2 separate regions of the Homo sapiens genome follow, and region 2 is linked to region 1. Evidence: chromatin contacts called from ENCODE Hi-C data. All regions are on one chromosome and are shown on one strand. The core of a region is the stretch at or near the end of the contact, and the rest is flanking DNA. Distances in the headings are between cores, read along the strand shown.

What was found. Hi-C counts contacts between places; a loop is a spot of excess contacts on that map. Pooled maps may share reads with other maps.
Region 2: a loop to region 1 is called in a pooled map, with 11 times the contacts of the local background. The contact joins the promoter of ADAM8 here to the promoter of INPP5A in region 1. A Hi-C loop is called at or near these places in 3 of 168 maps with a recorded cell type or tissue (CD4-positive, alpha-beta T cell, CD8-positive, alpha-beta T cell and naive thymus-derived CD4-positive, alpha-beta T cell), 17 of 37 single-sample maps with no recorded cell type and 16 of 50 pooled maps.

The regions. Positions count from the first base shown.
Region 1 is chr10:132,534,538-132,539,776 of GRCh38, forward strand. It overlaps INPP5A (inositol polyphosphate-5-phosphatase A), which reads left to right and starts at 3,250. Exons shown (of 16, transcript NM_005539.5): 1 at 3,250-3,634. The coding sequence starts at 3,560. It overlaps LOC107984282 (a long non-coding RNA gene), which reads right to left and starts at 2,386. Exons shown (of 4, transcript NR_158224.1): 1 at 2,189-2,386. RefSeq lists a silencer at 2,271-3,370 and an enhancer at 4,151-4,200.
Region 2 is chr10:133,274,607-133,279,845 of GRCh38, forward strand. ADAM8 (ADAM metallopeptidase domain 8) reads right to left here and starts at 2,262. Exons shown (of 23, transcript NM_001109.5): 1 at 2,166-2,262; 2 at 878-981. The coding sequence starts at 2,211. It overlaps TUBGCP2 (tubulin gamma complex component 2), which reads right to left. Exons shown (of 18, transcript NM_006659.4): 18 at 4,029-5,239. The coding sequence ends at 5,160. RefSeq lists enhancers at 1-404, 442-701, 1,705-2,352, 3,667-3,716, 4,207-4,286 and a silencer at 1,952-2,511.

The DNA.
Region 1 (5,239 bases), core at 2,000-4,499:
TGTAGCCAAGGATCATTGATTCAAAACAATGATGTAATCCTCCTGTTTCCTTTGAAAATCTTTGTCTTCCTTTACCTTCCTTGACCCACACCCAATTTACGATGGCACACATATTCTATTGCAATGAATGTTCCCGAGTAAATCTCATTTTCTTTTAGAGAGCCTCTCTCTGTTATTTAGGGTGACAGTGGGAAAATCCCAGACTGCAAATCCTTCCTCAACAAAGGGCAAACGTTTCCTCCAGGGAGCGTAGTTGGTGGTTAGAGAAGGGGAAGGCTGCAGTGGCCTCTTGGAGTGGTGGAGTGCACATGCGCAGAGCCAGGAGGCCTAGTGCTCAACGTGGGTGTGCCTGAGACCTGGGAGATGCCAGGGGCATGGAAATAAGGTGTTGTCTAGTTTTTCCCCCAATTTAGTTTTCTCTAATTTGGGCGCAGGTTCACTGTAAGCAAGTAAATCAGTCCTGGGGGCCAGCTGGGTGAGTGCTGGGGGGCAGGGAGAGGGGAGGGAGTGGGTACACAAAGTGATTCTACCCTCAGAGAGAAGCAGAGTAAGGCAGGAAGAAGAGGTGTGCACATGCGTGGTCATGTGTGCACGTGTGCATGTTCGTGCATGCGCATGTGCAGATGTGTGTGCGTGCAAGTGCATGCGTGTGCATGTGTTTCTGTGTGGGTGTGCACGTGTGGCGGTGGCTAACGAAGGCATGGGAGCAGCATGGGCTGTAGGTTTCCATGAGGTCCCACGGAAGTGAAACCAAAGGAGAGGAGGTGGTGGGGAGGGCAAGGTGCCTGGATTCGGCCTTGGTGTGGTCATTGGTGATGAGAACATCCAGGCTATGCCCAGGGCCGTGGATGCAGAAGTGGGAGGTCCAGGCCGCACCCCCTTGGGTTCTGGAGGTTCTGGTAATGAGCACGGAATATAGGAGGCAGGAGAACTGTGAGGGGCTGAACCTGTGGTGGGTGAGGGGTGCATGGGAAAGAGGAGGTGGCTGCCTGGAGGAAGGGCAGAGGCCAACGTCCAGGCATGGCAGGAGCTGGCTGGCGAGGAGAGGAGGAGGGGGGAGCAGGGAGGGCACAAGGGGTGGGGGACGCTGCCTCAGCCGGGTGTGAGGGCACAGCCTGCGGGGAGAAGTGAGGAGGCAATGTCCCTTCTCAGAAAGCACGTTCCAGGGATCAGTGACACCCCCACATTTGGTTTCTACTAAGGGTACCCTTAGCATGTGCTGATTTTGTTAAAAAGAAAAATAAGCGACTACATCAGTCAGCTTCAGCTGCTGTAGCGAAATATCACAGGCTGGGAGGCTGAAACAAGACTTTTACTTCTCACAGTTCTGGGGGCTGGAAATCCAAGATCAAGTTCCAGCAGCGTTGGATTTCTGGTGCAGGGTTTGTGGCTGGCTGGGGTGAAGCTTCCCACTGTGCACTCACACTGCCACTTCTTTTGCACATGTAAGGGTGGGGACAGCACTGAGCCCTTTCTATTAAACACTAGCCCTATTGCACGACTTAACATTAAACACCAGCCCTACTGCACGACTTAACATTAATTACCCCCGCTAGCCCACCTCCGAATACAGTCACATTGGAGGTTAGGGCTTCAACCCATGAATTTGCGGGGTGGGGTGGGGTGGGGCGGGCGGAATTCAGTCTGTAGCAGGCACCTACTGACTAAAGTAGACATTGGTTTATACATCAAATGGATTTTGCTGGAGTCCTGCTCAGCGGTGGCCGTAAGGAGGAACCCTGGGGGTGTTAACACAAGCCAGTGATGCGGCCTCAGCACAGGCCTGGGGCCCGAGCCTGCAGCACCATTCCTGCCGCCCCGCCCTGGCAGCAGGTGTCTTCCTAGAACAGAACAAGCCCCTTTTGATGTCATTGGGCATTGCCTTGGCGGTTTACTCAGAAGCTGGAGGCTAGCCTCGCTAGAGCCCATTGCCAGGCCCTGACCGCCCCTAAATCTGTGTCCACAAAATCCTCCGGAGTGCCTGCTCCGCATGGTGGCCACTGGCCACACAGGGCTGCTGAGCACTGGAAGCGGCCTTGTGAGCTGCTGCCAAGAGGCAGGTGCCCGTGCAAAGCCTTCCTGTGAAGGAATCTCACTGAGGTTGTTAAATTCTGGTTACATGTTGAATGATGTATCTATCTATTGGGTTAAGTAAAACGTATTGTTAACTTTGGCTATTACTTGTTACCTTTAAAAAATGTAGCTACTGGAAGCTTTAAGATGACAAATGTGGTTCTCCTCCTCCATCTACAGGCATGTCCCGGTTCACGGCGGCTGTGTCCCCGCGGCCTCAGACCCAGGGTCCAGCCCATGCTCTGGCCCCTCCGGCGGCCAGGATCAGCATCGCTGCCCCGGGGCCCGCGCCGAGCCGGCTGCTCCTCCGTGCTCTGCGCTCCTGGGCCCGCACCAGCCCCCTCCCCTGGAGCCCCCTTCGTCCCTGCGAGGGTTCCCTGCACGCCCCGCGCTGAGACCCAGCCTGGCCCGGGCCGGAGCCCTCCGCGACGTCAGGATGCGCCTGGCCTCACGCCGCCTCCCCTCCGTCTTCTCTGGGCCGCAGCCGCTCCTCGTGAGTGAGGTCGCGGCCAGGGAGCCGGGTGGACGCGCCGGGAAGCTGCACGGTCCACGCTCCGTCTGCGCGGAGAGCCGGGCGCGCGTGGCCCGGCCCCTGCAGGCGCGACTGCCGCCGCCCCGGTGGGCTCCCCTCCCCCGCACGCCCGGCACGCGGCTGGACGACTGCGGCCGCGCGGGGGCTGGAACATCCCCTCAGAGCCGCAAGAGAGCGCACCCGCCGCCGGCGCCCGGAACCCAGGGCCCCTTTAAGAGGCGCCGCCGGAGCAGGGCCGTGACGTCATAGAAGTGCGAAGGGCGGAGTCTGTGCGCAGCCGCGGCGCGGGGGGCGGGGCGGGGGCGCGGCGTTCTTGCGGGCCTGACTGACAGGAGCGCCCTCCGGGAGCGACCAGTACTAGGCCGCCGGTCGCAAGAGCGCCCCGCGTAGGCCCCGCCCCGAAAGGAGGCCCCGCCCCGGGGCAGGCCCCGCCTCCACAAGGACACCAAGTCCCGCACAAGCCACGCCCCCCGCAGGCCCCGCCCCACTCTGTTCAGATCTAGGCCCAACTCAGGCTCCGCACCTCAAGGCTCCGCCCCCAGCAAGGCTCCGCCCCAGGCCCGGCTCCACCCCGCACAGGCCCCACCCCGAGTCAGGCTCCGCCCCGCCCAGGCCCCGCCCCGGGCTCGGCTCCGCGGGGCGGGACTTGCCCTCAGCCTGAGTCGGCGGCGGCTGCGGGAACTTTCCCAGCGGATCTAATGGCTGCGCGCGGGCCGCTGTGAGGCGCGGCGGCGAGCGACGGGCGCGGGGCCGCGGAGCAGCGAGCGAGCGAGCGAGCGCGAGGCCGGAGCCCCGGCCAGGCCCGGCCGACCCGCCGAGCCCGCGATGCGCCCCGGGGCCGCCCCCCGGCGCAGCTGACGCCCCGCGGCCCCGCGAAGACCCCGGCCGGCCGGTCCCGGAGGAAGCGGCCGCCGCCGCCGCCGCCCAGCCCAGCGCCCGCGCCGCCCGGGCACCATGGCGGGGAAGGCGGCCGCCCCGGGCACCGCGGTGCTGCTGGTCACGGCCAACGTGGGCTCGCTCTTCGACGACGTAAGTCCCCCGTGCCGGCGGCAGGCCCCAAGCCCGGAACCCCCGACCCTGACCCCGGGGTCCCGAACTGCAAGCCTTGGACCCTGGACCGTGAACCTCCAGACCCAGAGGCCCCAGACTCTGATCCCTGTACCCGGGACCCCAGACTCCTGTCCTGATTCCCAAGTCTGGGAGCCCAGACCCCTGTCTTGATCCCCAAGCCCGAGACCTGAAGACCTGGGCCCTGAATCCCCGAACCCCATCCTCCAGACTCCAGCAGCTGACCGTTGACCCTGGGACCCTGCCTCTGAACTCCTGTCTGCAAATCCTGACCTCGAAACTCCAATATTAAAACCCTGTCAGAACCCCTGTTAACAGTTCCTGGAACCCAAACCCCAGAAACCGGGTCTGTGCGCACCAAACCCAGCCCCAGCCCTGATTTCCGAATCCTCAGAACCCTGGCCCTGGAATGCCCATCCCCAACCCTGGCCCTGAACCCCAGGTCCATGGTCACTGGAACCACAAATCCTGACTGCAGAACTCTGGTTACAGAACCTGCTCTCAAACGTCTGTCTCTGGTCCCTGAGCCCTGGACCCCAAACCCTGAAACATAACCACAAACCCTAACCCAGGAACTTCTGACACAGGGCTGTGGCCCCAACCTCCTGTCCCTGTTCCCCAATCACTGAATTCTAGCCCTAGAATCCCAGCCTTCATACTGTGGCCCTTTGCCTCTAAAGCCAATCTAGCCTGACTCTGAACCCTGAATTTCAACCTCAGGCCCCAGCTTATGGCCCTGAACACTTGTCCTTGACCCCTGAACCTGGAACCCTGGTTCCAGAATCAGGCCCCAAACCCAATTCTGGACCCTGCCCCTAACTCTGGTTCCTAGATCCCATCCTTGGCCCCTTCCTCCAACAAGCTCCTGCCCCTGAATCCTGAATCCTGAATCCTGGTCTTAAAGCCTGGGCCTTGAGCCTGCAGAATTCCCAAACCCTAACCCTTGACTCCCACCCCTGGCCCCTGTCCTCTGAGCCTAGGCCCTCCACTCTGGCTGTCAGCCCCAGCTCCTGGATGCCTGGGTGCCGGCCTCACTGTCTGTCTGTCCCTGCAGGGCCAGAGGGTAGGGTGCCCCCATTTAACCCTGCCACTTAGTATCTCTTTAGTTCGTAAATAAGGGAAGTCTGTAAAGCACTGTAGGACTTTATATTTCTTGTTTATTGAAGAAAAAGATGCTGAGAAGCTCTTCAGGGCCAGAAAGGGGATGCTGACTGCCTATGGCCTTTACCTTCTAGGGCCCCTCCCACCCAAGCCTCATTCCCACCCAGGATCCCAGGGTGCCCCCATCTCTGGAGAGACCAGGGAGCTGAGGCCCAGGGCGCACTGGGAGCTCCCCAGAGGCAGGCCGGTCTGACCTAGTTTGGCGTTTCAGCCACGGTGCCACCCTGCTGTTGGTACTCCTGCTGCCAACCCAAATAAAGCAGAGTGAGGCTCCAAGTGGCCCAGATGGAGGCCGTGGAGCCACGGACGCTCCCTCCCTCCCTCCCTCCCTCCCTAGGTGAACAGTGGGGCACCGCACCAGCTTTATGACGGATGTGTGCCACTGATGCACGCGTGGTTTCCATT
Region 2 (5,239 bases), core at 1,012-3,511, 740 kb after region 1:
CAGGCCTCAGTTTCCCCATCTGACCACGCATGGGTAACGACAATGCCCCTTCCCCGAGAAAGCATAGGGTGGGGGAGGCATAGCCTCAGCCAGGCAGCAAAGGAGGTGGGTGGCGGGGATAGCACGCACAGGCCCCTCCAGCGACAGCTGCCTGCCTCCAGGACCCATCCCTTCCAGCAGCTGCCGGACCTGGTGGTGCCTGCAGAGCCTCCTGCTGGACCACTGCATCTCCAGCCCCCATGTGCAGGCTGGGGCTCGGCCTGCAGAGCTCTGGGACAGCCTTAGCTGTGCCACCGGCTGGATGAGCCCAGGGCAGCGGGCAGGTCGGTAGTAGGTTCCCCGGATGCTGAGGTAAGGACAGGGCTGGGGCCGGAACTGCCCTCCCTGGAAACAGGTGCACACATGCATATGCCGTGCACATGTGTGCACACCCACCCACTCAGGCTTCAGGAATCACCCTCGGGCAGCCCCAGTCGGGGAGGGGGGCATTCTCAGTTTCTAGCCCTGGGAAACCCCCGCCAGGCCCCCCCCCCAACACAGGAAGGTGTGTCAACTCTGCGGTGAGCCAGCGTCACTTCTCAAAGAGGAATTTGGCTTATCAGCCTCGCCAAGTGAAACTGGGGAGGGGCCCGGGGCCAGCACAACCTGCCCCTGCTCCCTTCCAGGGGTCCATAGAGCTCCTGAAGGAACGAGGAGGCTGGGAGCCCTCAGGCAGTGCTGGAGGGAGGAACGGAGATGGGCCCCAGGGGGCTAGAGCTGTACAGGGCAGCCCCAGACACCCACTGGCCTCTCACCACTTTCTGTAAGCTAAAGCTCCTTTCACAAAAATAGGCTCAGGGGCCAGCCAGGGACCCTCCCCAGGCCAGCTTAGACTCACCAAGTGGGAGGGCAGAGCTCGGCGGACTCGGGGGCCTGGCAGACGCCACGGCAACACGACCTCATACTGCTCCATGAGGGCCCAGGGCCGGCTGGGGGCAATCGCTGCAGGAGGGAGGGTCAGCAGGCATGAGGGGCCGGGGGGCAGGTTTCCTTCCCAGAGGCCTCCTGGGCCCTCAGATTCTGTCTCTTGCTGGGCTTGACCCTCCCCTGGGGAACTCACCAGATAGCTCTGGGACAAAGACTCAAGTGAGGGTTCTGTGCCTAAAAGACCCCAGGAGCGCCCCCAGGCATGGCCGGTGGGCCTGTGTCCTGCAGCACCCACACACAGTGCTCAGAGACGCTGTGGGTGCCAGCGGGTGCCAGTGACTCCACAGGTCTCCAGGCTGTCTCAGATCTCTGGAGGGGCCCGAGGGCAAGGATGAACCTTCCCCCCAGGGAGGAGGACTCGGGCCGCCGACCTGCCCGTTTCCATTCTCCTCCTCCATTCTTCTGATCATCTGATCGCATCTAACTGGGGAGCAGGAAGTGCCTCCCGGAGGCTGTTCACCTCCCAAGAACTGGAAACTCCCTGGTATCCGAGAGCAGAGGGCAGGGTCCCAGCATGCAATGGGCAGGGTTTCGGAGACCACCAACCCCAGGACCCTTTGCTCCCATTAAAACACAATAGTGGACGTGTCTCCATGACCACATCTCCAACCTGGAGAGGCAGCAGGGGAGCAGCCAGCCCCTATCTGCCCAGGAAACTGGCGGGAAGCAACCCGGCCTCCAGCCTGAAGCTCCTCAGCACACCCCAGCCCAAGTCACTCCAGGAGCAGGGGTGGGATCCAGGGTCAGCAGCCCCATGTCCTCCCCCAGGCAGGAGACGGGTCCCCTCAGCCCACACCCCTGCACTCCAGGCCTCAGCTTGTCTGCCCTCCCTTCCCTCCTCGGCTAAATAGTGGGGGTGGGTAGCCCCACAGGTGAATCCCAGGAACCCAGGGCGCCTCGCGCAGCAGGTGAAGCGTCCTGCTTGGCCCGGCCCCGACCCCACTAACAAGCTCAGAGGCGGGACTTCCCTCTCACAGTTCACCTTTGAAGGTTCCCTCCGACCTCCCCGGCCTCCCCGGCCCGGGGCTCTCCACCCAGAGACCACTGTGCACCTGATGGCCCGCTCCCAGGGACCAGCCCGAAGCCGGGCCAGGGTGCGGGGTGCGAGCAGGCCAGGGGCTCGGGGTCCGCGTCGCGTCCTGCGGGGAGAGCCACCCTGCCCCGCGCTGCGCCCGGGACGGTTCCCTGGAACCACTCACCAGGCAGCATCATCGCGCCCAGCAGCCAGAGCCCGAGGCCGCGCATGGCCGGGTCGGGGAGCAGAGGCGGAGGTGACAGCCCCGCGGGACACGGTCTGGTTCCTGCGCTCCTGGCCCGAGGCTCTTTTCCGCGCGCCCCGCCCCGGCGCCCCGCAGCCAATGGGCCCCTCGGCCGGTGGGAGGGGCGGGGCGCGCGGCACCTGGGGGCGGGGTCCGTTTCCCCTCTCCCCACAATCCAGCATCCTCCCTTGCACAGGTGAGGAAACTCAGGCACAGCCTGTCCCAAGTCCGGCCAGAGCCCCGAGAGGGGGCCTCTCGAAGGACCCGGCGGCTGGAAGGAGGTGGCGCCAGGCAGGTCCTGGAGGGGAAGGGACTTGTGAGGGCCGCCTGGCGGTTTCAGGAGAGGGGGTCTCTGATTTCCTGGGGAACAGAAAGCCTCAGGCAGGGGCAAGTCATGGCTTTGTGGGCATAGGTTCAGCCCTGTGGGAAGCTCTGCCACCCTCCCCCCCAAGCCTGCGCCCCCTCCACCAGGCTGAGGCCTCACCGGAGTGGGATAGGCATGGGCCCGCAGGCGTCCAAGTGGGGAGGGGGAGCCCTAGGTGGGGGTCCCAGCCCAGGTGATGGCAGGTGCAGGGGCCGTCCCTAGCCTAAGATCCCCAGACAGCAGCTGACGCTGGCCGACGTGGACCAAAGCCTGCAGCAGCCCACCGTGGCCTGGCTCCGGCGTCTCCAGGCCTGCGGCCAAGCGTGCTTGCCCTTGGTGACCACATTCCCCGTGGTGGGCTCAGCCTCGAGGGTGCAGGTTTGGGCTGACACCACAGCTCCCCAGACGGTCCACCCAGGACCCCTCCCTGGGGCTTTCACAGCCAGGCCGCCCTCCTGGAGTGGGAACAGTGGTGGTGGCAGGAAAGGCAGCTCAGATGACCACACAGGGCGCTGCTGACAGATCACATGGGGGGGGGGGGCCTCAGGGCCTCCCTGGGGAGAGGCAGGGCAGGGCCAGCAAGGGGCTGGAGGGAGTCCTGCCTGGAGAGAGGGCACCAGGGCAGGGCGAGTCAGGGAACTGCACGGGCCTAGGGGCAGAGGACAGAGGTCAAGGGGCAGTGGCAAGAAGAGGCCGGGGCCTCGGACGTTATCCTGGGAGGACAGGGAACCCGGAGGATCTAAGCTGGCGTGAGTGATGCTGTCACATTTTGTCTCAAAGCCATTCTTACCCTAATGTGAATGGCATGAAAAGCAAGAAAGCAAGGGCTGGCACTGGGCCGCAGGTGACTTCTGCTGCCTGGGGGTGTGTCCGCTTGCCTGTGTGGCACAGGACGAGGTCCCCCAGGCTGCCGAGAGGCTCCCAGGTAGGGCTGGGGATACTGGCCTGTGCCTGAGCTCATGCAGGTGACCCTGTTATTATAGAACAATGGCCAGCTGGCAATCACACTTCCCTTCCTTGACCTCATGGTGCAAGTTACTCAACAGCAAAGTGCAAAGGCGGCACGCTGGCCACATCAGAGGCACAGCAAGGCCCCTGCCGACGCTGAGCTACCAGGGATTTATTCCTAAAAAGACAGGACCAGCTTGGGCCAGAACAGGCTCCTCCCGCGCTGAGGAAGTTCCACCCAATCCCACAGAACACAGCTCTCCTCTTCAGCAGGTGCCGGGGGGTCTGGGAGCCTGAACCCCACAGCCCTGGAGGCTTCCCTCCCCTCCTCCTATCACCACCTGCAAACCCCACTTCTCAAGGCCCAGGGCTTCCCAGACCCCAGGACACAAGATCAGGGGTTTCTGGGCCTCGGGGCCAGGCAGGAAAGCTAGCAGGCTCCTCTGCTCACCAGTCCGGCATTTGCACAACACTGAGACTGACAGCTTGGGTTGCTGATAAATGTGTTTACTCACAGGCCAGACCTGCACAGCCTGCAGACAAGGAGGAAGCGGTTTGTGGCTGGAGAGTTGGACACCCCCACCCCCACTCGGCGGTGCTCTCAGTGAGGCAGCCCCGGGTGAGAGCTGCCCACAACCCTTGTTCCCCGCAGGATCCTGTTCTAGCTATCCTTTCTCCCAACCTCGCCTCCAGGGCCCTTCCTCACTGCCCAAGGGGGCCGAGGTGCTGAGAGCTGAAGGTGACAACAATACACATGCAGGTCAGCAGGAAGGGGCAGCTTGGCCAGAATGTAACCAGAGCAGACCAACCTGGCCGGGCAGCCCTGAGGCTCCCAGGGCCCTGTCACACTGGGGATGGCGGTGCTGCCCACTGTAGCCCTGGAGGTGGGAAGACAGGGCAGATGATCGCCCGAGGGGGATTGGGTGTCAGTCTGCTGAGTAAGTTCTACGTAACAAGGCGGTACCGGATAGGGCGGGGTGGGGTTTCCAGCCAGCAGCAGAGCCTGCCCCTCGACCCACTCCCACGGAGGGGGAGGTGTGGGCTCCCAGGGTGCCTGAGGGCCCTGTCTGTGGCCTCCTGCCCTGGACCAGTTGGAGCAGCAGCAGGAGGAGGGTCGTGGAGGCGGGTGAGTCCTCAGGAGAAGGAACGGGGCTGCCTCTGGGGCCAAAGCAAACCCGACACCCGATGCCCGGTGGGTTTCCACAACTCCCTGACCGTTTCCAGAGGCTTGTCCCGGTTCCGACAGACCTCAGGAAGCCCGGCCCCAGCTCACCCGGAAAGATGTGGACACCAGGCCTGGATCTTACCCCACATGCATCTTTGCTTGCTCCTGGCTTAAACACCATGTATTTCCACTTTGAGGCCAAAAACACCCAAAAAGGTGATAGTGTAATTTCAAAAAGCAAACAGATTAGCAAATCCAGGGAGACATCCACCCTGCCTGGGCAGCTTCTATAAAACGAAACCCAGCGCCTTGAGAAACAAAGTGAGCTGAGTCAATCATTCCTGCTTTATATTTAAACTGCAAAGACAGAACACAGAGCATTCGATTTGAAAATTCTGGACCCATTTGCACCAGTCCCTGCTGACCCCACACCCTTCCTTCCTGTCACAGCCAGGGCTCACTGTGCGGTGACTGCGACCCTGGGTGCAGGAGCCGGGGGCCCCCGCAGGACAGGCACTTGGGGGGTGGCCTTCTGGC